5 separate regions of the Mus musculus genome follow, and regions 1, 2, 3 and 5 are each linked to region 4. Evidence: chromatin loops called from intact Hi-C (ENCODE). Cell type or tissue: heart. All regions are shown on one strand. Region 1 overlaps Cdc42bpb (CDC42 binding protein kinase beta). Region 2 overlaps Cdc42bpb (CDC42 binding protein kinase beta). Region 3 overlaps Rcor1 (REST corepressor 1). Region 4 overlaps Lbhd2 (LBH domain containing 2). Region 5 holds the start of Amn (amnionless).

Region 1 (5,000 bases), 69 kb before region 4:
AAACACACGCGCGCACGTACACACACACATGCATGCACACACATGCACGCACATGCACGCACACGCACACACACACACACATGCACACACAAATAGACACAGCACACACACACCATCTTTACTTACTGTGCACTCCACACATACCTCTGCTCTCTTTAGCATTTCCCATTTGTTGAGAATTTTCATTGCATAAATTCGTTCAGTGTTCTTCATTTTGACAACAGCAACCTAGAATGTAAATTAGAATTAAAAAAAAATTAGTTAATGTTTCAAAAGCCTTGCACATCTAAAAGTTCATCTTAACTGGCTGGGAACTCAGAGAAGGGGAGTCGAGAGAGAGGGGAGAGAGAGACGCCTTCTGTATAGAGAGTTGCCCTTTAAACAAGACAACTTGGCTTTAACCACACTGTAGCTTGGATGCATCCACCTGGCTCAGGTAAAGAGACACTTGAGGACTAAGCAATGGGCACTGGGGTTCCCTGTCTTCCCCTTGAACAACACCTGAGGATTTTCAGTGAAAACAAACACGGCCCTTTTATGTTGGCTTGTAGCTTCTCCTTGTACCAGGGGCAATCTCCACACGCCTCACCCTCTCCCTCTTGCCTCTGTCCACCTTCCCTGCTGGCATCTACCAGCTACTCATGTGAATCTTTGCTTCACAGAGGTAGTGGCTGTGCGGGTCTAGAGTATAGCAAAAGAGGCTTAGAAGCACCCTCAGGCCTGACTGTAATAACACCTCTTTCAGGGCGTCTCTGTCACCCCTAGTGACCTCCATCATGACCAGTAGCATCGAGATGAGCCACTGTGTGCGTCACTTCCCACTCACATACAGCTCCTTCAGGACAATATGTGCCGCCATTTGGAGGGAGGCCAAGTGTCTCTGCACTAAGATGATCCACGGAACACTAAGCTCTGAGACAGAACCACCTTCTCTCCTAAGCAGCACACACCTCACAATGCCACCACCGAGGTACCCTGAGAACTGACGCATCCTAAGCACGTGCCATGTGTCCTCACAATCCTTCCCGGGATGGATGCTAGACAGCCATTGTCCACAGCTGTTGACTTTTAGTGAGGAAGGGACTAAATGGCAGCACAGGAGCAGTGGAATCACAGGCCAGCACAAGCTTTTAAAGCCTACATTAAAATGACAACCAGAGGGGTTGGTGAGATGGCTCAGCGGGTAAGAGCACTGACTGCTCTTCTGAAGGTCCTGAGTTCAAATCCCAGCAAGCACACGGTGACTCACAACCACCCGTAATGAGACCTGACGCCCTCTTCTGGGGTATCTGAAGACAACTACAGCGTACTTATGTATAATAATAAACAAATCCTTGGGCTGGAGCAAGCAGAAGTCTAAAAAAAAAATTAATTTACAACAACCCCAAGGCTCACAAGCATCTATACAGCTACAGTGTACTCATATACATAAAATAAATCTTTTTAAAAAAGTGACAGGAACAATTTATATTTTTAAAAAAATGACAACCAGAATTCAATGTCTTCCTTGGATGACAGTGGCTCTTCCATGATGCTCGTCCCCTGACACAGCCACTGGCCTTCTGAGTCCAGTAGGGATGCCCTACACAACGTTCCCTACATCCACATCAGCATGGTGGCTGCTCTTAGTGGCCTCCATGCTGTTTATCTGTGGCTTACAAAGCAACAGCCAAGCCTGCTGCAAGCTGAGTCAATAGGAAACAGTCTCTGTGCAGATCAGCAGCTCTGGGTGCAAGACCACTGCTGTACCAGAGAGGCTCTTCCCTCCTGAGAGCCAGCCACGGGCAAGCAAATGAGGCGCTGCCACTTTAAAGCCATTCTGGCTTCACTGCTGCAGAGGACAGCAGAGCTGGCTTCAGACAAGCTCAGATGCTCTGAAGGGGACGCACAAGAACCTGGATGCTGAGAACAAGACCCTCAACACTGGAACTCTCACAAGCCTCACTCCTCACAAGATACACATCTGGACAACCAACAAAATAGCTGATAAAACGCATGGAAGAATGTGTGTGTCACAGAGAAACATCCATTAAGAATATGTAGAAATGAAACATTCAAGTAAAATTTAGTGTAAAAAAAACTTTGTCTGTGGGATAAGCTTTACTATAAAACTACTTACAAAATAAACAAGGAATAATTTTCTCATCTGGTGTACCAGAAACTTTCCAGCCCAAACTTCAAGTATTTCAAAGGATCACTTTTGAGACATAGGTATCTGCTAATAAGCTGACCAAAATCTACCACATTTAACCATCAAGCTGCCTCTAGAGGTCGCAAGCTAATAGACTTGAGTTCCAAATAGATTTCATTAGACAGATTCTGAACAAATAACTTCTAGCAAGGAGAGGAAGCAGATGTCTAGTGGTTCCTGCTCCAACATCTTTCCAGAAACCCCACTTCCCATTCTAAATTCTTAAAACTTCAAAATAACAAAAATTTAAAGAACTCTTTTCTAATGAAGGAAATGCTGGTTAATCATGAGTAAACGGAACTCTTATTAAGAGAGAACTAAAGGCCAAGAATAGTGGTGTATGACTTTAACCCCAGCACTCAGAGGCAAACTGTGAGTTTGAGGCCAGCCTGGTCTCCATAGTGAGTTCCAGGAACAGCCAGAACGATAGAGAGAGAGCATAGAGAGAGAGCACGTCTCAAAACCCTAAGGGAGTGAGAATATAATGAAGGAGCTTTGACAAGAGGATGTTTCCTAAGCAATTAAGAAAAAAGTCTGAAGTCAAAAGACTCCAACCCAGAACCAAGACCAACTTGATTCTCAGCGTGGACAAGCACAGCGTGGACAAGCACTGAGAGGTGGTACCTGCCCTGCCTGGCCCAGGTTTGCCCAGCTGATTAAATAATATACCCAAAAAGGATTTATAAACCGATTCCCAGCATCTTTGCCTCTTAAATCAATAATACTATTAACACTGACTCAAGCTCCATGTAAGTTTATTAAAACCATGGCACAGAACACAAATATCTAAGCTTGAAGTTTTCCCTTCTGGTAAATCCCTTTAGTTTCTGATGCAGTCATTTCTACAGCAATCAGCCTGCTGTGTATACAAGAGCAAGCTCCATACCCTGGGTACCAAGTGAAGCCTGGGCGTTGGCTCCGTCTGCAGGACCTAAGCTCAAGCCCCAGGACCCAAGAACAAAGCAGTATGCCATGCTGTACCCCCTGTGATCCCAGCACAGGATGCTAGACCCCTGTAACCCAGCATAGAGAGGCAGGGGCGGATCAAACCAGCCCGGCTGAACTCAGGTTCAGTGAGACTGTCTCTCAAAGCCTGAGGTGGAGAGTGACAGAAGACATCTAATGTCAATCTTTGGCCTCTAACAGGGCCCCCCAGGTACAAATATGTAGCAAACAGACATATTCAGACATATTACGCATGCGGGAGGGGGGGAAAGGGGGGGCGCTCGCGCGCGCACGCACACACACACACAGAGCTATCTTCCTAAAAACGATGGAATTTTATGAAGGAAGGAATTTTATTAGCATAAAATTGACCATAGGACATGATAACAACATTAATCAATACATCATGCTGGTCCTGTTTACCCGCCCAGAGCTCTTCAGATGATACCAGTATCAGCCCCCAGATGTAAGGAGCCGGTACTGCCTGGGCCACGTGGAGGGGGGTCTCTCTTACCTCACCAAAGGCTCCTCTCCCGATCACTTTGATGATCTCGAAGTCTTCTCGATGAAGCTGCATGTCCTTCACGAGCTGGGTGAAAGGCTTGGCTGTAAGGAGAAACACAGTTTAGTCCAGCACACGACACTCTCCTAAACCCTACCTGATGGCGGCACCACACTAGCAGCTTTCTCTGAATACGGATGGCTGTCAACAGTAATGCTTCAGTATCTACTATAACAAATATAGTTGCTGCAAAAATCTGGTAACCCCTCTACTTTCCTGGTTAGATCCGAGGTTGGTCCACTGAGACGGGCAACCAGCATATTGCTGGGCTTTGGAAGGTGTGTTAGAACGGGGATGAAGTGCTCCTTCAAATAGGACTTCTTAGGAAACAATGTCTTCACAGATGTGACCAAGTTAACATGAGATCACACACCACAACTGAGTGGGCCCTAAAGCCTACAAGATTGTGTCTTTTAAAAATACTTTTACTATTTACTTACACGTACACAGATGTCTGTCTGTCTGTGTGTGTGCATGTGTCTGAGGTTAGGGGCATCCCTTGGAGCTTGAGTTACAAGCAGTTGTAAGCCGCCTGATGTGGGTGCTGGGAGTTGAACCTGGGTCCTCTGCAAGAACACTGCATGTTCTTAACCAGCGAGCCATCTCTCCAGCCCAGTATTTGGTGTTCTTAGAGTAATAAAATTTGGACAGAGTCAGGAGGGAGAGAAAGCCACAGGAAGATAGAGGAGAGAGGGAAGCAGCCTCAAACCAGTTAATACCAAGGAACCTGGCAGCCACTAGGAGCTGGAACAGGCAAACAAGTTCCTTCCTGAGCCTTCAAGGAAATAGACCATGCCTTGGTCTTTCAGCCTTCATGCAGCTGTGACAGGCAGAGCTCTGTGACTCTGAGCACCCCCCCCCCACACACACACACATCTTCCAGTATATGACAATAATTCACAGAGAGTTCTCCTTTCTCCCAGGAGAGCAGGGGACAGGGACAGGGCTAGCACGGTGAGGTCTGGCTCCTGATCACTGCCCCTCCTCTCCTGCTCATGATCTGGCCTACCTGGCAAGTATGTTGGTTGCATCTTGTATGCCTGCTCTTACCTTCAAGCCCAAACCGATTTTATGCTAATTTCCATTGGTCTTAATTACTAGAGGTTTCCTTTCTTTCTCTGTGTAGCCCAGGCTGTTCTGGGACATCCTCTATAGACCAGGCTGGCCTCAAACTCACAGATCCGATTGTCTCTGCCTTCAGAGTGCTGGGATTAAAGGTGTGCGCCACCACACCTGGCTATAAGAGTTTCTAGAATGTTAGGCAGTTGGGCCAAACTGAGCAAATGTATTACTTCTTACATC
Region 2 (5,000 bases), 80 kb before region 4:
GCAGGGGAGGAGGGCAGCGCAGTCAGTCGGACAGAACATCCAGAAGCTCCACGAGGAACAGACCGCCCACGTGCGCGTGCCTGTTGATCCCAGCACAGACAGACAACGGACGGCAAGGGAGGACCGTGATCAAGGTCTTCCTGGGCTGAAGAGACAGATCTTGCATCTTTTAAAAAGAGAGGGAAGGGCTGGAAGGCTGGCTCGGTGGCTAACAACATGTAGTCAGGAGGACCGTAACTGCCTGCAAACCCAAGGGAATCCAGCACCTCTGGCCACGGTGGAGCACCTGAATTGACATGCACAAATCAACATACATGCACAGAATTAAAAATAACAAAAACAAATGCTAAAAAAAGAGATGAAGAAGAGAAAACTCCAGAGTGGCAGATAAAAGACAAATATTTCTTTGTAAGGAATAAGGCAGAAGCCCTAGTGAAGTGAGAACATATAACTCAGAAGCAGACACACAAGGATATAAAAAGGTTCAGCCTCACAAGAAAAAAGGAAAAGGAAAACTACAACTGTATGCCACCTCCTCGCCGTCGGTGGCAAGGGCTCAGCATGCGCAGTTGGCACGGATACAGAGGAAAGAGCATCTCACACACTGTGGACTGTAAAGCAAACAGGGATCAGCAACCTGTAAAAAGACGGCTCGTCGCGGGTATGTCTTCTGACCCAGAAATGCTGGTTCTGGAATTACTCTGCAGACACACTGACATTCACATGGAGATACAGCTACTCAGGGCCATACTGTGTGCAGCTGAGACACACCAGATGCACCTAATGCCCAGACCTAGGGCGTCTGCATACAGCAGAGCAGTAGACAGGTGTAACAGGGGCTGGAGGCATGGCACAGCAGTTGAGAGCACTCGCCAACCTCCCAGAGGGCTCACAGACCTCAAGGAACGCACACTGGAAATCAGCAGACGATCAGAGAGAAGCGGAGAACTTTCTGTGGCAGAAGATGGCTCCGAGGGCCTGGAAGTAGGTCACCCATGGCGGCCGCGAAGCCTGCCGGGGTAGAGCCTGTCAGGGGCCACTCGAGAGGAAGAGATGCACATGGGTTCAAAGTGCCTTTTCAGGGCACAAGAAGTGCAGGACAAGTCGTCGCGGGGCAACCTGGTTCACCGCTGTCACAGAACTGATGGGCAGTGTCTGCCGAGCGTGAACTGAATGCTTTACTCCAGGACCAGAGGACCAGCCGTGCCTGTTCTACTGCAAAGCACCACGTTCGTAAAAACACAGGGAGGATGAGGAAGGGTTCCGGATTTAAAAGGTGGAGAAGGTGGGGCTTGAGCGTGATTGGATCTGCCTCTCACCGGAGGACTGTGGTGGCCTGAAGGATACACACAGTCTTAGGCACTGGGACGTGGGCCACAGCTGGTGCTGTGGGGGGGCGAGGGAGTCTGTCACTACAGGTGGCTGTCACAGGCTGAAACCAAGCCACTTCCAGCTCCCGCTTCTCTTTTTGCTTCATACTCTCAATTCAACGTGTGAGCTTTTGGCTTCAGGGTCCTTGGCCCCAACCCTGCCACCGCAGACTCTTCTCCATCCGGGACTGTAAGCCAAAAGGAACTCTCTTCCTTAAGTTGCCTTTGGCCATGGCGTTTTACCACAGTGACAGAAGAGTCACACTACGTAAGGACCAAGGGCCAATGCGAGCACAGACAGAAGTAAGACCAAGAATGAGTTTCCCTGCCTGGGCACAGTGGCACACACCCTGAATCCCACATCTCCAGAGGCAGCCAGAGCTCTGGGAGTTTGAGGCCAGCCTGGTCTACATAGCAAGCCCAGGGCAGCCAGAGCTACATTATAGAGACTCTGTCTCAAAAACCAAAACCCAAAATAAACCAAGAGGTCTCCTGAGGCCAAGCACACTCTGTGAAGAGAACGCACCGAATCCTCAGACATCCAACACACACACCAATGCAGCTCTAGAAAGATGCTGTGCACATGTGTGTGCGCACGGGAGAGGGAGACACTGGGCAGGATGTCAGCAGCGCGTGGATCTGGGCAAATGCTTTTCTACTTTCTGGCAATCGTTACACGAGCTGGAAATTAGTTTAGACGTTGTTTTGGAAGGAAATGTTAGAGCTGGGATGTAGCCCAGCAGAGCGCTTGCTGGATAAGTGAGACCCTAAACTCAGTCTCTAGGACTCCAACATTAAAAGGGAGAAAGAAAACACACACTATAGACAGGCCAGGAGTGGCACTGCATGCTTGGACGCTCAGCATTAGCGAGGCTGTAGCAAAAGAACCCCGCTGCAGGCCATCTGGCCGTCAAGACCTCACCTCAAGCCCCAACAGTGTATGTATAGTACGGCTCAGGATATGTAATAAAAACCAGGCAAACCTAATTTATATCTCCAAGGCTGTAATGTAGCAGTCATTTGCCACATACAGCTACTGAAATTAACTAATTAAGAACCCAGGAGCCAGTGAGATGGTTCCCTGGGTAAAGGTCACAGACGTCACCAGAGGACCTAAGTTTGATTCCTGAGACCCTCATGGTTGAGAAATAACTCCCGCAATTTGCTAACTTCCATATGCACGTGTGCCTACAACCATACCAACACACACACACACACACACACACACACACACACACACACACTTTTTTTTTTAAATAAAAGGTATTCAGAGAGATGGTTTGGTGATTAAGAACACTTGCTGTTCTTCTACAGTTTGGTTCCTAGTGCCTAGTACCTAGTACCTAGTACCCAGTACCTAGTACCCATGTTGGGCAGCTCACAAGCACCTGGCCTCTGCAGGCTTCCACGTATACATGGTATACATACATGGCACATAGATACATACACATAAAAACATTTTGAAAACCTGAACTGCAACAGCCAGGCCTGGTAACACCCAGCCCTATGATCCCAGGGATGAGGACGCCCAAGCACAAGCCAGTCTGGGCACTGATGGGAGCAGACTCATGATGGAGGGCTGTGTGCTGTGGCTAAGTGGGAGAATGGGGAGGGAGCGCTACATTCAATCTCCAGTAGCGAAAACAATTAACAGTATCCCAGAACTGCAGGACCCGCAGAAGCAGGTGAGGCACCCTCACATACAGAACAAAAGGGGGCGCACTATCAAACCTCTCTGAACTAAAGGGCAGTTTGTTTGGCTACTCTGGTGAGCCAGCACCACCCTCTCCCCTGGAAATGACACAGCACTCAGTGAAACGGAAAAGTCCATCCTTCCACCGTGGGTGCTGTGCTCCCTGTCACCGTGGGTGCTGTGCTCCTGTGGGGAGTCTCACAGAGGCCTTCCAAGTGGTACAATCCTAGAAGAGCACCAGTGTGTGCTCAGCTCCTGCAAGGCCTGGGATCATCCCAGAATAACAGAAAAAGCAAAGAACAAATCAACCCCAGAGACCTCTCTCTCCGAAAAACTTTGTGGAGAAGGAAGACACGGGAGCAGCAATGTCCCGATCCCAGGAAGTGACATGTGGCTGGCCCCTCTCCGTGGATGAAGCCAAGCCACCAGCATGGATGGAACAGAAACCGAGACCTCACGAGCCTCTTCTCAAGAAACCGGCACAGCGAGGCTGAGCCTCACAAAGGAGGCCGGACATTCAAGAGATACACGGATCTGATTCGGAGGAGGAAGGCAGCTGCCCACTCAGAGCAGAGCGCTCTCTAGGGGTAAGCCCAGAACAGCACGACTGAAAAGGCTGAAGCACCAACAGAGGAGACATTCTGAGTGACCAGAGCTTGATGACATGAGTACGACCTGAGGGCGTTAGTGACAGATTCTCAAAAATATATACAGAAAAATCAGGAAAGCTTTTAATCCAGAGAAATGAAAACTAATCTAAGAACTACAGTCTTGGACCAACAAGATGGCTCAGTGGGTAAACTCGCTTGCTGCCAAGCCTGACAACCTGAGTTCAATCCCTCAGTGGTAAATGACAAGACCGTCTCCCGACAGTTGTCTGATTACTGCATATGCGTCACAACACGTGCACCCCTCCCCAAAACAAGCAAACAAATCTAGCAACAAAACACAATTGTAAGATGTATTATACTTTGGACCAAGGAGACGGCTCAGCCTTAGGGCCTGAGTTCAAGTCCCCAGCACTGGGGAAAGAAGATCCCGGGAGCTCATTTGCTGCCCAGCCTTGATGAGCCAGCAGCTTCCAGCTCAGTGAGGGACGGTCTCAAGTCCAGGAATCCGGCCTCCCCTTCTGGGTTTTCCAGGCACCCACACATGTGGTATACAAGCACAGACAGACACGCAAACAGAGAAAGATAAATTCTCCTTTTATACATCGCAGGGCTCAGCTGGAACAGTCAAGCAGCACTGTATACAGACTCCACCAGAAGCGATTTTACCAACCGGGCAATGGGAGAAAGAAAAAGGTAGCCCCGAGGGAGTGCACACCTGCAGGTGACTCTCCTGGCCTTCCCCACTGCTGTGACAGAGAACACCTAGGCTTCAACCCTCTCCTCCTCTGTGAGGGCTTCATGGGCCAGTCTGGACAGCTAAGAGCGTGGGGTGCAGTGGGTGGAGTCACCGGGCCAGTGAGGCCAGGCAAATAGGGACCCTTAAAAGCCATTACGGCTCAGCTGTTGGGAATTCAACCACCACAACTGGAGCAATAGGAGCCCAACATTCTGGGTGTTGCGGGGCTCAGGTTGTGATGGGAAACACAACTCTGTGCCCGAGCTTAGTCACTCGGTGAAGACTTGTCATCGGCCGGACTCCTCAGGTGGCCTGGGACTGAGGCCTGAGACTAGGAACCCCAAAAGGAGGCTTCGCCCTGTTTAATATCATAGTCACACATTTCATGAAGAGGTGGCTGGTTACCTGTGCACATAGTGGAGCTGGTGGATCGAGTCAATGGCCAACACCATCTCGCCAATGTAGAACCTCGCCATGTCTTCCGGAAGCTTGTCTTCAAACTTACTCAGCAGGGTCAGCAGATCACCACCTACATAGTAATCCATGACCAAGTACTGCAAATCAGAAAGAGAAGAGAAGACAGCTCTTAA
Region 3 (5,000 bases), 320 kb before region 4:
TCCACAAGGGCCCAAATAGCTACAGGGAGTAGCACTAGCCATAAAGTAGATCTAAGAAGTCTGTTGGAGGATGGATTCTGATACATACAATAGATAATTTACTATAGACTATCCTGCTGCAGCCTGTGCTGCAAGCTGTTGAAGAGCCTGTTTCTCCAGCAGTGTCCACAGTGTCTGTGCTGAATGAAGAGTAGCTTCACACAAGGTTGCAGCATTGAAAGTGGTAGGATTTGTAAGTCCCCTTGGCCCCCTTCAACATATTCTTAACTTTGTCCCCCATGCCCAGAAGGATCAGGCATAGAGAGGAAGTGACTTGGGTGAAGCAGGTCAGCTTCCTGTAGTATACAGCTTGCTTCACTGCTAGGCCTACAAATACAGGGTTAGACAGGTAAACCACTCAAGGCACTGGGATTCAGAGATGGAAACAGCTTTCCGATTGCCACTATCCTGCCTGCCTAAGACCTAGTTGAAGGTGGCCTTGAAATGAGTCATTTGTAAGGCAGTCTCTAGTCATTAAAAGGAAGTTTGGGGCATGAATGAAATAAATATATCAGGAGCCTGGCAGTGGTGGTACACACCTTTAATCCCAATACTCTGAAAAGCCTGGTCTATAGAGCTCAGTTTCTGGTCAGCCAAAGCTACACAGAGAAACCCTGTCTCGAAAAGCCAACAAACAAAAATACAAATATACGTTAGGCACTGAAGGTGTTGCCTAGAGGCAGAAAATTGATTTAACATAGGAAAGGCCTAGATTTGTTTCTCAGGACTGAGAAAAGAAACATAAAAGGGATTGTGTTCAGTAGGAGAGCACTTGCCTGTCATGGATGGAAGGAACTTCAGGTGTGATTTCTAGCACTGCAAAAAAGAAATGTTGTGACAGAGTTGATTTGATAATTGTTTACACGTGTGTATCTTAAATGTTTTCCTAATACTCTATGAAGGACTGACGAAGAGTCTCATCCTTGTTCTGTAGTCGAGCAAAGGAGTTCAGCTAGCAGTTTCTCAGGAGAAGCCAAGGCTGCTTTCTTTCCATTCTGCTCAAGAATAGAGAGATGACGCACTGTCTTAGTCTATGCCGCCCTCTACCCCACCCTCCCTATTAAAGCCAGGCAGATCTTGAGTCTTTGAATTATTTCGTGCACAGCCAAGTACACACAGTTAATAAGGTTGCTGTGAGTGTTCAGCTCCCTGCTTAGGGACAGGTCTGGAAGAGTTGAAGGGATGTGTGTGTGTCTGACTATTTTGAGACAGGGTCTCACCATGTAGCTCTGGCTGGTCCGGAATTCACAGTGACGTCCAAACTGGCCGCATAGAGACTCACCTGCCTCCTGAGGGCTGAGGGTAAAGGTGTGCCTGGTCTGCTCACTCTTACACTGATATGCAAATGTGAGTTCTGGAAAAGAGGACAGAATTATCCAGTTACAGAGAAGTACACTTAAGACCTGAAGAGAACTTAGCCTCCTGCGCTGTGCGCTGGGATGGAGCAGTCATCTCTTGTCTCTCCATGGTGGTCTTCACTGGTGGCTGGGGAATGGGCACGCACGCAGTGGGAATAGTAACAAACAGCATAGTTATCTTGTTTCTGACTTGCCTTCTCTTGTTCCTTCAAGATAGTCAGGGTTCAGATGTTGGCTGTAGTAATGTCTTTGTCCACCAGGTGGCAGAACTGTTGTACGTAAATGTTCCTTTTGCTTCTATGTGAGTCTTAGGGATAACTTCTTTCATAATAATAAAAGGAAATGCCATGGTCTTTTTTTTTTTATCATACTCCATTGTTCTGGGGATTGAACCCAGAACCTTGTGCACACCAGGCATAACGCTCTACTGAGCAGCATCTCCAATCTTGTTATTACATTCTTTAGAAATGTTTGGCAGTCTCAATTTTAAGCCATGACAGAAATTACTGTAGTGTTTCCTTTGCAGTACCTAGTGCCACTGCAAACCGTTATAGTCTTTTTCTAAGCTCCATTAAGACCATAAGCTTTGTCCTCAGCCTGCCTTATGGTCTGAGCCTCCTACTCTGTAACCGACTCAGGATGACAGTTTCTGAATCTGCAGTGTCTGGGGGAGGGAAGGGTGAATTGGTTACCATAGCAGCTTTCATCTGTTCTTTCTTTTGCAATTGAATTTGAAACTCTTGCTACTCTAAGGACTTTGTTTCATTGGGTTAAAAATATTAACATAGAAACAAAGCGCAAGCCAAGGCATATTTTGTTACTTGCCTTTGGCCTCTATCACATTCCTTTGATCATGCTGTATTTTACTCTGTTCAAGCTACACCAAATAGTGAGTGAGTACTGCAACCCTAAAAAGCCATGGATTAATACAGTCTCTGTTTTATGATCACAGTGGTGCAGATCTGTCACCATCAGAGTTAATATCAGGTGGTTCTCCAGGCCTGTTTGGATATAATTGTCAAGTAAACAGCCCTGCACTGCGCCATGGTGGTGATGTCAGCGCAGACGGAGTCTGCCCAGTGCTGAGTCTGAGGCTTCTGACCTGCAGGCGGGTGTCAGTGGGAGTAGTCAGTCAGCGACAGGCCTCTCCTCTCCCAAGCGTGGGCAGGATGCCCTGGGGACAGAGCCACTGTGCTGCTGCTTAAGCTGTGTGACCTCTGTGGACCTCCTGCCTTGGTCCCCAAGAGGTTCTGCACAGGACCCCTCAGCCCCTTACAGAGACAGACACGGACTCTCCCCTGGAGAGATCCTCAGGGGACTTGTGTTTCTCCTGAGCCATTTCATTTCCTTTAAGCTCCTGTAAGCTTTTGTTCTTATGAGAGCAGAGTTGATTTTCTTAGGCGGAAAGTTTATTTTCATGGAAGGGCTTTTAACCATGAGGGAGTTTTTAGCTAATGCATATCTCCCATTTCATCGCTTGTACCAAATGCTGTCCTGTGCAAAGTAGGGTGGGGGGTAGGTGTCCACCTCTCTCAGAAAATCAGAGAAGTGAGGACCAGGTAGTGTAGCAGAGAGGCCTACCAAAATTAGTATTTGTGTAACTAACTCCGAAGAACATTTCAAGAAAAGCAAGAAGAGTGGATGCCCGTGGCTGATGTTCCCAGTTAGGCGACCGAGCTCTGCTGGGGACAGTGGACACTCAGTGTTCAAAACAAATTACAGTTGGGGTCTCTGGGTTTAAGACGAGCCTGGCCTACATACATAGCAAGTTCTAGGACATCCAGGGCTACGTAGAGAGACACTGTCACAAACAAATAGATGAAAAAGGAAAGGAAAGGAAAGGAAAGGAAAGGAAAGGAAAGGAAAGGAAAGGCAAGGCAAGGCAAGGCTAGGTTGGTGGACATGAGAGCGGAGCAACTCTGTCTTCATGGTAGCTGGCATTGGCTGGTTTGGGAAACTTGGCTGCTCTCTAGGCACACTACCTTGAACAACTGCACTTTAGTTTTAATTATTTAAATTTTGGGTGTGTATATTCACACTGTTGCAGGTGTAGAGGTCAGAGGGAAGCTTGCTGCATTGACCCTCTCCTTGTTCCAGGGTTCATGTGTGTGTGAGGACTGGCAATGAGTGCTTCTTTTTACCTCAAAGCCACCTTGCCAGACCACATTTTAATTTTTTAAAGCCCAGTCCTTTGGGTCACAGTCTTGAAGGTAAATCCAAAATGATAGTAACCGAAATTTTTATTAAATAGTAGAAACCTATAAGTTGCTATAGCGAAGCACTAAAAGCATTGCCACAAGTTCAAGGTCAGTCTTGACTTTTTTTGCGCAGTAAATAGAGGCAGAGCTTGGATTGGATCCTGACCCTTCATGAACATAGCTGGCCTGTGCTGTCTCTACTTTTGGGGGCAGATACCACCATCATTGACTTAGCAAACTGTCTTACCTTTGTTGTTTTTCTGTCTCTGTCTTCAGACACAGCAGAAGAGGGCATCAGACCCCATTACAGATGGTTGTGAGCCACCATGTGGTTGCTGGGAATTGAACTCGGGACCTGGAAGAGCTGACTCTTAACCTCTGAGCCTTCTCTCCAGCCCTTTTGATGAGTTATTTTTTTAGATTTATTTATTTTACTTTATGTGTATAAATGTTTGTCCACCTAAGTGTATTTGTGCCCTTTGGACCCTTAGAACTGGAGTTAGGGATAATTGTCAGTTGCTGTGTGGGTGCTGGGACTTGGCCCTGAGTCCTGCAGGAGCAGCCAGTGCTCTGGCCTGCTGGACTGTTGCTCCTGCCACTTCTTTATTTTTTGATTGGATCTCACTGTGTAGGCTTGAGTGGCCTAGATTTCAGAGATCCACCTCCCTAGTACTGGGACCAAAGTTCTAGCTCAGGGAGTTGTGTAAGTGCTGTCTTCAGAACAGGACCTCAGGAACCTTGGGAACAGTGTTGAGTTGTTTGAGGTTCTCATGGGGCCCCTTTGACCCACAATGCGACAGGACTTAATCCATTCCTGGCAGTGGAGACTTCATTAGGTGACAAGTGATGTCCATCCTGGGGTCTGTCTCCCTGTTATTCCATGTATATATTTTAAGGAGCTTCTATTGTATTAGGTGTCTATACAACCCCTTAAATGGGCCCTAGTTTTAGCTGTCCGTCCCTGTATTTCCTCCCCTCTTCCCCATCCCTCCCCTTTCCTGCTTGATCCTCTTCCAGTCCATCCCTTATTCGTCTGTGACTGTGTATTCCATTTCCCGTCTTAGGGTGACTCAGCACAGCCCGCTCATCCCCTGTTCTACACAGATCTTCTGTGGCAACATGGATTGTAGCTTACTTATAGTTACTTATAGCTGACACCAACACATGTCATATTTGTCTTTCTGGGTCTGGGGTACCTCACTTAGGATGATTTTTTTCTAGCTTCATACATTTACCTGTGAATTTCATGATTTCATTTTTTTATAAACAACTGAGTGATATTCCACTGTGTAAATATACCACGTTTTCTTCATTCATTCACAGACAGACATCTAGGTTGTACCTTGCTATTATGAATAGAGCAGCAATGAGCACGGTTGAGCAACTGTCCTTGTAGTAGGATGAA
Region 4 (5,000 bases):
CAGGTTAGTCCTCAGTTAGTCCTCAGTTAGTCCTCAGTTAGTCCTCAGGTTAGTCCTCAGTTAGTCCTCAGGTTAGTCCTCAGTTAGTCCTCAGTTAGTCCTCAGGGCCTCCAGAGGGGCTCGTAAGCCACTGAAAGCTATAGGCACGAGGGCTGAGCTGTTCCCTGGGGTCCTTATTCTCTGAAGCCTGTGGAGGGTCTCTCACTGTGAGGACGTGAGTTCAGCTCCCATGACAGATGCTCAGAACCACACAAACCTCCTTCCTCTCCCCAGACCTCAGCCTCTGGGCTAGTCCTTATACCAGCCCTTATCCAGCTTGGCCCTTGAAGGGATCTATACCCATGGCCCTCACCTTTTCTCAAAGCTCCCTCACCCTGTGTCAGGCCAGCAGCAGAGACAGCAGCAGTGGCTGCTGTCCCTTAGGTAACCACTGAGGTGTGGGCTGTTAGGAGACCCTCAGGCTGCCACATTCTCTCTGCCATACCTTTCCCTGACACACAGGGCAGGGCGGTGGAGGGCTGCTTCAGGCTTCCAGAGCTGGGCTTCATTCTCCTTCTCTTTGCCTAAAACGAGGGTGTGATCACCCCTTCCTTCCCAACCGCCCCGGGGAAGGAGTGGCTGTCCCGTCCAGATGTCTGCCAAAGGCTCACCTCAGATCCCCCAGGACCAATGGAGCTACAGCTGTCACCAATAGAGAGGCTTTGGGCTTTATGTTTGGTTTTTGTTTTTCGTTCCTTGGCTTGTTTTCAGCTCCTTCCCCAAGTCCACCAGGGAAGGAAGCAGATGATGATGTCATCCAGGGTGCCAGCTCCGGGCACCAGGCATTCCCTGCTCCAGTAACAGATGCGGGTGTGGCAGGCTCTACTCTCTGACCACCAAGAGGACCTCCATCCCAGGATGACAGGCTGATTCACAGAAAAGGCTGGGCCCACACAGGAGGCCCAGCTCGCCAAGCTTCCTGTCTGGCTGGGTGTGGCCAGGACCCCAGCCCCTGCCTTTGCGCTCCATGGTCTAGATCTGGAACATACCCCTCTTTGTTCAGTGGCTTGAAGCAGAAATAAAGGCATCCTTCCTGGTGGCTACGGGCACCTTCGTGGGTACTTGAGCTGCTGGGCACAAGTTTGCTTCTGCTAGTGGTATTCTAGTCTCTCTGAGGCTGGGCAAGTCAGAAGGTTGGATGGTAAGCACTTGGTGCTTGGCACTCAGCCCGGGGTGGGGAATGCCAGGCTGAGCAGAGCCAGAAGGCTGTTCACACTGTCTCTGCCTAGGGACCCTCTCTCTACTCTTCCTTGCCTAGACTGCCTATGGCCATTCTTCCAGGTGGCCTCCTACCTCTGTTAGAGATCCCTTGGAGGTCAGGCACCCCTTGTACCCTGCATCCTGGGTACATTAGGGCATCAGGGGTGGTCTTCTTCCAGCCCAGATTATATTAATTCCCTGAAAAAGTCCCATTTTACAGATGGAAAAATTTAGGTTCAAAATGAGGTGCCCTGGACCGGTTTTGCCCAAAGCTATGGAGGGACCCTCAAGCTGGCCACAGCACCCATATGTGACCTTGGGTGGGCAAGCACCTCCTCTTACCTTGAATGATGGTCTTGTCTCTTCACAACCAAGAGGGGAGCTATGGTACCTCATCAGGGCTGACTTGGGGAGTAGAAAGCTGACCATGCCTAGGGCTCCCTCTTAAGATGTACTGCCCTCCCTTGGCCAAGCCTGAGGAAGTTCAGGGCCTAGCCACTAGGAAGTTTCCATAATGTTAGCTCAACAAAGCCCTCAGGCCGAGGCCCCACCATGGGTGAGCTGGTTGGGCTGTGGGAGACACAGGCCTTCTGTTCTCTCCTGGCCTCCTTGCTAACCTCCAGGATGAATAAAGCAATTTCTCCAGCCCTCCTCCCTTCTAAATATAGCCTGGCCCCCAAACGCCAGAGGTGGGAGGGGAGGTGCGGAAGTTTGCCTGGAAGTCTGCTTTAAATTTAAAACCGTGGGTGCTCTGGGTCCAGGCTGTCAACGTGGGCCCTGCCAGGGTTCACGGGTTAGAAGTGTTGTTGTCCTAGAACCTCCCTGTCCCCAGCCCTCCTTGTGGGTTTTGAGAAAGGTCAGTGAGACTAGGAAATGGGGAGGGAGTGTGGGGATCCTCAGGGGGCTGACCTTTGGCAGGAAGTGCTGTCCACTCCGAGAGGCAGAGCAGACCGGGACGAGGAGCGATGTTGCACCACCTCTCTCCCGGGCAGGATTATGCCCAATTAAACAGGGTCCCACAGAAGGCAAGTCCAGGGCCCTTGGAGAGGGGCGGGGGTGTCTCCTGGGACCCAAGCCCAGGCTTTCTCCGTGGTTTACCAGGGTAGCCCCAGTGTAGTGATAACCCATTCCGGAGGTCCGAGAGCTAGAGGGGGCGTAGAGGGTCGGACCTCTGCCCACTTCTCCCTAAGCAGTGGGAGAGAGCCCGGGTGAGGCCAGAGCGGACGCCACACCCACTCAGCAGTCCAGCCTAGCCCAGCCTCTCCTTAGCACACAGGAGACCTGAAATCTGCCTGCGGCTCCCCCTAGCGTCCGCCGGGGTCAGTGCTTAAAAACAGCAGACGCCACCGTCTGGTGCGTTTAGGTCCACCAGCAGGCTGCAAATTGGCCTCAGAGAGAGTAGGGCACAATCCACACACACCTCGGGCCCCACAACCCCGCTCCCGCCAGACCCCCGCAGCCGCCAGGGACACAGGGTAAACTCCGCCTCCCCAGTCTTAGAATGGATTCCAATCTGGGCCCCTTAGCATTCTGGGCAAAATTGACCCCTAGACAGGTAAACATCTGTGGAGGGTCCTTCTGCTCTTGCCTACCTAGAAGCCAGGTCCTCAGGTGAGGTGAACTCACATCATCCCAGTAACAATCCTGTTTACTTAAGAGTAAATAAGGCTTAGAGACAAAGATGCCTCTCCCAAGGTCGTGGGGAGCTGGGGTTGACGTTCTCGGTGTCTATGGTGTTCTAGCTATGCCTCTCCTCTTAGCTGGCCCCTGCACGGCCCTCAGCTGATCTCAATTTGACTGCCCTGGCGCCTGGGCTTCTCTTAGACTATGCTGGGACTTTTCCGCTGGGATTTTACTGAAAAAGCCAGGGGAAGGCAACATGGAAAAATCGAACAAGTTGCTGGCTGGGTGTAATGGCACTTACTGCAACCCCAACACTTGGGAGATGAAAGCAGGAATGGAATTCAAGGTCATCCTCAAGTATGTAGCAAGTTCAAGGCCAGCCGACTTGGAGTTGAAGAGTTGGCTCAGCAGTTAAGAGCACCATCCGCTCTTCCAGAGGACTAAGCCTGGGTCCCAGCACTCTCATGGTGACCAGAGGACATGACACTCGGAAAGCACAGACATACATGTAGGCAAATCACCCATGCACATAAAAAAATAGATTAAGGCTGGAGAGGTGGCCCAGTGGTTAAGAGCACCTGCTGCTCTTGCAGAGGACCTGGGTTCGGTTCCCACCTGATGATTCACAACCATCCCTAACTCCGGTCCCAGGGAATCTGTCCCCCTCTGACCCCTGCAGGCACCATACATGTATATGGTGCACACGCATATTTGCAGGCAAAACACATAAAATAAAATAAACACATTTAATAAATTAAATATATATTTAGTGTTATTTTATTATATTATATATTATTATATATAATTTTAAATTATATATTACACACATATATATAATTTAAAATTCTACTTTGATGAAAAGAATGTTTAAGAACACAAAAATACCAACCAGCAACAAAATCAAAGAAGAACATATCACAGCCTCATGGGCATGCTCAGTCCGGGGTTTGGTGAGACTTTGGGAGAGGCCTAGAACAATCCTCCTGGTCCTGGGTATTAGATTTCTGAGGCAGCATAGACACAGCAGTCAGAAAGAGATCAAAGTCTTCCTGCTTGGACTTATGAGGCTAGACTTCAAGCAATTTGAACTTGGAGATCCCAGGACTTACATTTGAGTTGGAGACAGTCTTGGTATCTCCAGTCGACTGTGTGGTGGTGGGTAGGTCCCTGAGCCCAGGGCAGCCTCCTTAAAGGGAGCCAATAGGCAGGTCAGGCTGAGCCGAGGGGAAAGGTCCAGCCGGGTACCTCTTGGGCTTGGATTGGTAGTTCCACCTAGGGAGCTATAATTACTGAAAAGTAATTAACTGGAGGGCATCCTGGAGGTGGTTCTGATGGCTTCTGTCTGACTTGGCCTGTCTCCAAATAGCATGGGGTGATGTAATATGCCTTGTATCATCAAATCCATTATTTATATGTTGAACCCTTAGCTCCAGAACCTGAGAACATGACCTTATATGGAGATAGGGTCTTTAAAAAGACAATCAGTTAAAGTCAGGTCAACTGGGAGGCTGGGTATATAGTTAAGCTGTTATGTTGTCTCCCAGAAGAGGATGCAGAGACACAGCACTGCGCTGTCACCTTCGCCAGCCTTAAGACCCTCTTCGTCTTTTACAGACCCAATTTATGCTAAATGGAGACTTATGTCTTTAGTGAAGAAAAGAATTTTAGGACTAGCCAGTCTGAAGTAGAGTTGGAGATTTTTATTAAAGATCTTTAATAAAACTTTAACATAGGATTACACGTGACGTTAGGGGAAAGAGTAAGACTTAATGGAGGACATGTTGGGAGAATAGCAGAAAGTAAGACATGCCCACGGGAGGAGTCAGCCGGCTCAGGGGGGCTCAGCAGGGGACTAAGCTGCCCTAACCTTAGCCATAGATCCCTGGTCTTGGTGACTCTCAAGTTGTATCTCTGAGGTTACCAAGAAAGCATTATTTTTCTCCATTTCCCATTCTTCTGATAAATGAGTGGTAGTGGTGATGGAGATGTCTTGTATGCAATAACAATTTGATGATCTTTCTCAAGGAGTTTAGTACATGTCTTCTCTATACGTGAGGGGTTTTGTGGAGGAAATTCCTAGAAAAATCAAAGATTTATAGCTGGCGGGGGAGAAAGGCCTTCTGCAGGCGTTGATCACA
Region 5 (5,000 bases), 140 kb before region 4:
CCTCGACCTTCCTGTTACCTCAGCCAACACTCCTTGCAGATGGACCCCACCAGCATCTTCACCCCACTTTCCCAGCATCCTCAGTCTGCCATCCACCAGACATCCCTTCCGGTCCACTCTTCCCCCCCACACACACAACCTAGTCATGTCTACAGCTGCCATCACTCCCACCCAGCCACCACCCACTGTCCCCTACCCACTCATCCACAGCTATCAGTGAGCCACCCTCTACCATTAGCCCAGTCACTCTCCAGCCACTGTCATCCCCATTGCTATCAGGAATTTAACATCCAACACCAGGTGCCACTGTCAATGATGTACTCACAGAAGCCCTCCTCAAGCCACTGCCACCACCGTTTGGTGACTGGCCCACCCGTCATTTCTCTCACTGGTGATTCTCCATTCATCGTGCACCCTGCCTGTCACCTCTAACCTGCCTTCATGGCCAGCCTACCCAGGCACGTCACTCTCTGCCTTAGCTCTCTTTGTTCTCTTCCAGGACCTTCACGCGCCTTTGACATCCCTTCCGGTCTGTTCTGCAACCCACACAATCCCTGCAGAGCACACACCCAGGCTAAGACTTCAGGCCTGGAGAAGATGGGCAAAGATGGCTGAGTTCCAGGGTTCTTGGCCACCTCCACACCGTGTCACCGGGAAAGTCAGGACGACACCCTCTTATTGGGTACCCAGGGTCCTGGGTCCTAAAGGGCAGATGCTAAAGCCGCTGAGAAGATTCCTCCAAGGGCCCTCAGGAGACAGCTGGGCGATCCCAAGGTAAATGTGTAACATCTGGGCGCCCCCTGTCCCTCAGCCCCGCCCGGTCACGTGGGGCCCTCGGAGCGAAGTCCGCATCTGTGAGAGCCTCGGCGGAGAGATGGGTGCTCTGGGCCGGGTCCTGCTGTGGCTGCAGCTCTGTGGTAGGCCCCGTGTCCCCCTGGGTCTGGACCTTGATTGAGGCTGAGGTTTCTCTAGGAAGGGTCGCGATCGCAGGAGAGGTTGGGATATGGAGGTGGCGTTGGCAGCCTGCCTCAATTTCCCGGTCCTCTGGCGTGGGTTGGTAAAGTTTCCAAAGCCCAGGAAGTGGAGAAACCGCAGCCTATTCCCGTGGACCTCCCAGCCCCTGGCGCCTCCTCTGTGCACAATCGGGACAGGGTCGCCAACTCCGGGCTCTGGGACCCCTCTCTGCCCCAGTGAGCTTCCCGCCAGAGCTCTTTCCTAAGGGCCGATTCCCCTCCGACCCCCCCCCCCCCGGGCAGTCAGAGTGCTGTGAATAGAGACGACGTTCCGAGGGAGGAGAAGGGCATGTTTGCGCGGGTTCTGTAGATCAGCTAAGAGTGCGCCTGAGAACGCCGCGGTGGGGCCTGACCGCCTTGCGCTGTGTGCACCTCTGCCGCGCCTCTTTGGAAAGTCGCCTTCCCAGAAGGCGACACTCAGCCTTCCTTTCTTTAGCAATGACTCGGGCCGCCTACAAACTTTGGGTCCCCAATACCTCCTTCGATACTGCCTCCAACTGGAACCAGAACCGGACCCCGTGCGCGGGAGATGCGGTTCAGTTCCCGGCGGACAAGGTACCTTGGTGGGGGGTTGAGGGGATGAACTGGAGGTGGGGAGGTCGGTCAGCCTCGCGCCTAACGCCACCTCTTGCTGCAGATGGTGTCGGTCCTGGTACGAGACAGTCACGCCATCTCGGATATGGTAAGGCTCGGGGCTGTGGCCTCAGCGGGCATGGCTGGCCCTGGGTCGTGCGCCGCCATGGAGCCTCTGGGTAGAGACAATCTCTGGGAAAGGACATCAGAGAGTACGTGGGGTCTCCCAGTCCAGCTCCACTGTCCCCTCCCCCACAGTATCTAAGTGCAGGGTGGGCTCTGGGAAACGTGCCTGCCCTTCCCTTCCTGGAGGCCATGTTAACAAGCTACCAGTGGCCCAGCTAGCCGGAGGGTGAGGAGCAAGAGGTTAAACAGCCCCTGCCTCCCCTCATGCTAAGGCTATGTGCTTTATAAATAAAGGCTGATGGTCCCGAGACCCTAGTTCAGACCCTGTGGTTGGAGCTAAGAATGAACTCTCTCTCTCTCTTCCTTTCTTCCTTAATTCCTTTTCTTTTGGTTTTTCTAGACTGTGTTTCTCTGTGTAGCTCTGGCTGTCCTGAAACTCACTCCGTAGACCAGGCTGGCCTCGAACTCAGAAATCCGCCTGCCTCTGCCTCCCAAGTGCTGGGATTAAAGGCGTGCGCCACCACGCCTGGCTCTTCCTTTTGCTAATTTCCTAACGGGATGACATGGGAGTTCCACCTTCTGTTCCAATTCTCCAAAAAAAGACTAGCATCCTCCAAGCAACTTGTGCACGCAGAACCACTAGAGGCCAGAAGGGGGCGCCAGATCACAGCCGGTTGTGAGCCACCATGTGGACCGGGAGCCTGCATTCTTTGTAAGAGCAGTCTTGAACCTTAACCAGTGGGCCATGGCTCCAGCCATTTATTGTCTGTTCATATCTTGGAAGCTGGGATAGTCTCTGTCTTTGATATCAAGCATACCTGCATGTGTGGATTAGGTTCTGCTTGCTGGCGCTTCCGCTGAAGTCTGCTTTCCCAAGCTCAGGTCTGGAAAGCTCTCCCCATTGTTTCATGTCTCTGCCTCAGCCTCCCTCAGACAGTAATTTGGTACTTGGATGTCCACCCTTCCCCTGGACTCCTCTGCCGTCTTCTGTGGAGCCTGGATGTGGCCACCTGTCACTGAACACCCACAGCTAGACCAGGCCTGGTGTTTATCTACTAGTGCTAGGTCCCTAGTGGGGTAGCTTTCTACAATCTCGTCTTATTTCCTCTTCCGTTCTGTTCGTTTATTGTGATGCTAGGGACAGAACCCAGGGTCTCACAAATGCTAGGTAGGTAGGTGTTCCATCCCCGAGTTCTACCCCAGCCCTGTTCTTTATAAGAATACATTCCATTCACATGGTGTGTGTGTGTGTGTGTGTGTGTGTGTGTGTGTGTGTGTGTGAGAGAGAGAGAGAGAGAGAGAGAGAGAGAGAGCGCCCATCCTGAGGTGCCACTGTGCTTACAATACATCATGTCTGTTCCCACCCGTGGGTGGAGTCCCTTGGCGTGGGTGTACCTGGCCTATGTCATCTCCTCTGTCTAGGGTGAGCCTTTGGACAGGTCTGAAGCTCTAGCAAGGCCAAGTGGGGACAAGAGCCTGGGCTGTGGGTGATGACTGGTACCTGATGGCCCTGTGAGGAGCAGCTCCCGTGGCCCCGTCTCCCTAAGCTCTGGGACAAAGATGGAGGGATGAGGTCCCGAGGCTTGGGGAACCAGGAAATAGTGTCGGATCAGTCTTTCCCTTCCGCACAGCACAGTCCTAGCTCAGAACTGGATTTGAACGGTGAGATGATCCCGTAGTGGAGCCTCGAAACTAGCTAAAATCACTCTTAGATGTCCTTCCTTCTCCTGCGTCCCTCTCTCTGAAACTGAAGCCGCTTCCCCAGTGGCAAATGGATATATTTTAAAGTCTGGCTTCTAAGACCCGGGAGACCTTGTCTTATACTTTCTCCAAGTGATGGGTGCTGGCAATGTCACCTCCCGCCCCAAGTGCTCCATGGATTCCCAGGCTCTCAGCTGTGCCCTGCTCCTTAGCGTCAGATGTGATCCTCCAAGTCGCCTCTACAGCTCAGTTGGGGGTCCTTTCGCCCTGGCTCATGTGCCCGGTGTGCCTTCTCTTTTCTTTCCCTGGTGAGACCTAGCTGGGTTTCCTGTTAGCCTCAGCCACGTTAAGGTTCCCGGGCCCTGACTTCACTTAGCTCCCCACCAAGGTCGCAGCTTGGGTTTTCCCTTGTGCCCTGGAGGTGTTAGTTGGTCGAAGTGCGTGCCCGGACCATGCGCCACCTCACCCTGCGCTTTCCACAGCTCCTGCCTCTGGACGGGGAGTTGGTCCTGGCCTCGGGAGCTGCACTCAGCGCTGCAGGAGGCGACTCGGACCCAGCTTGTAACCCTGGTGAGAAAGATGGGCATGGCTCGGAACCCCGCTCTCGGGGCGTGGTTAGAGGGGCGGGGCTTATAGAATGCGGGGCGCGGGAGCACTAGGCGGAGCAGGTCTCAGTGGGTTGGTGCGCGGTGACACAGGCGCCCCGTTGCTCTTCCGCAATCCCGATCGCTTCTCCTGGCTTGACCCGCACCTCTGGAGCTCCGGGACTCAGGCGCCCGGGCTCTTCTCCGTGGACGCCGAGCGCGTGCCCTGCAGCTACGACGACGTCCTCTTCCCGCGCGATGGATCTTTCCGCGTGGCGCTTGGCCCAGGCCCCAACCCGGTGCACGTTCGCAGCGTCTCGGCAGTGGGCCAGGTGAGCAGGCACGGGAGGGCTGGGGTCCCATCCCCTGTGCGCGTCCCCGCGGCACCCTGCAGCTGCGCGCGTGGGCCCGCGCACTCAGACTCTCTCCTCGCTCTCCTGGCCGCTGGTGATGCCACCACCCGCAGACGTTCTCGCGCGACGAGGACCTGACTGCTTTCCTGGCGTCCCGCGAGGGCCGCCTGCGCTTCCACGGGTCGGGCGCGCTGAGAGTGGGGTCCCAAGCTTGCACCGACGCGTCGGGCTGCGTCTGTGGCAACGCCGAGGTGAGTGAGTCTTGACCGGGCACAGCGCGAGGGCCGGCCCCGGCCACGCTGAGGCGCGTGGCTGCCGCTGCGCTTTCCTGCGTTCACCTCCGTGCCCCCACCCAGATGCTGCCGTGGATCTGCGCGTCTCTGCTGCAGCCCTTGGGCGGCCGCTGTCCCCAGGCCGCCTGCCAGGACCCCCTACTGCCTCAAGGACAATGCTGTGACCTCTGCGGTGAGCGTCCCCCTCCCGCCGCCCTGGAACGCGCTTCCGGTGGGCTTCCCTCTCCTGCTGGGGTCCGTGACGTTAACCTGTCCTCCTGTCCCAGGAGCTATCGTGTCGTTGACCCACGACCCCACATTTGACCTGGAGCGGTACCGAGCGCGGCTGCTGGACCTCTTCCTGAAGCAGGTAAGGAA

Evidence for each region. Hi-C counts contacts between places; a loop is a spot of excess contacts. Peaks named below come from ENCODE experiments on the same cell type or tissue, not always from the same donor. Only the 100,000 strongest peaks of a DNase experiment are listed, where the experiment ranks them.
Region 1: a loop joins it to region 4, with 3 times the contacts of the local background. A loop is called at or near these places in 7 of 42 quality-filtered maps.
Region 2: a loop joins it to region 4, with 3 times the contacts of the local background. A loop is called at or near these places in 7 of 42 quality-filtered maps.
Region 3: it touches region 4 in a loop (3-fold over the local background); 3 of 42 quality-filtered maps call a loop at or near these places.
Region 5: it touches region 4 in a loop (6-fold over the local background); 16 of 42 quality-filtered maps call a loop at or near these places.

The regions. Positions count from the first base shown.
Region 1 is chr12:111,341,882-111,346,881 of GRCm38, forward strand. It overlaps Cdc42bpb (CDC42 binding protein kinase beta), which reads right to left. Exons shown (of 37, transcript NM_183016.2): 2 at 3,651-3,742; 3 at 145-228. Among named protein-coding and RNA genes, the nearest start is that of Cdc42bpb, 33 kb to the right of the region's middle. In heart, a CTCF peak has its summit at 2,251 (motif pointing right); no DNase peak of the experiment used is centred here; H3K4me3 peaks cover 55 bases; H3K27ac peaks cover 71 bases.
Region 2 is chr12:111,331,211-111,336,210 of GRCm38, forward strand. It overlaps Cdc42bpb (CDC42 binding protein kinase beta), which reads right to left. Exons shown (of 37, transcript NM_183016.2): 5 at 4,816-4,964. Among named protein-coding and RNA genes, the nearest start is that of Cdc42bpb, 44 kb to the right of the region's middle. In heart, CTCF peaks have their summits at 1,986 and 3,079 (motif pointing right); no DNase peak of the experiment used is centred here.
Region 3 is chr12:111,086,824-111,091,823 of GRCm38, forward strand. All of the region lies in intron 3 of Rcor1 (REST corepressor 1), which reads left to right. Among named protein-coding and RNA genes, the nearest start is that of Rcor1, 50 kb to the left of the region's middle. In heart, a CTCF peak has its summit at 1,652 (motif pointing right); a DNase peak (open chromatin) is centred at 2,548.
Region 4 is chr12:111,410,974-111,415,973 of GRCm38, forward strand. It overlaps Lbhd2 (LBH domain containing 2), which reads left to right. Exons shown (of 4, transcript NM_001101503.2): 4 at 751-1,119. The coding sequence ends at 872. Among named protein-coding and RNA genes, the nearest start is that of Exoc3l4, 4.0 kb to the right of the region's middle. In heart, CTCF peaks have their summits at 1,725 (motif pointing left) and 2,566 (motif pointing left); DNase peaks (open chromatin) are centred at 1,168 and 2,548; H3K4me3 peaks cover 1,357 bases; H3K27ac peaks cover 2,132 bases; H3K27me3 peaks cover 897 bases.
Region 5 is chr12:111,270,248-111,275,247 of GRCm38, forward strand. It overlaps Amn (amnionless), which reads left to right and starts at 849. Exons shown (of 12, transcript NM_033603.3): 1 at 849-917; 2 at 1,450-1,568; 3 at 1,651-1,695; 4 at 3,896-3,983; 5 at 4,112-4,329; 6 at 4,464-4,601; 7 at 4,707-4,815; 8 at 4,910-4,992. The coding sequence starts at 875. It overlaps Gm51960 (a long non-coding RNA gene), which reads right to left and starts at 3,489. Exons shown (of 3, transcript XR_003950150.1): 1 at 2,531-3,489; 2 at 1,573-1,778; 3 at 1-968. In heart, no CTCF peak of the experiment used is centred here; a DNase peak (open chromatin) is centred at 2,354; H3K4me3 peaks cover 2,475 bases; H3K27ac peaks cover 1,261 bases; H3K27me3 peaks cover 5,000 bases.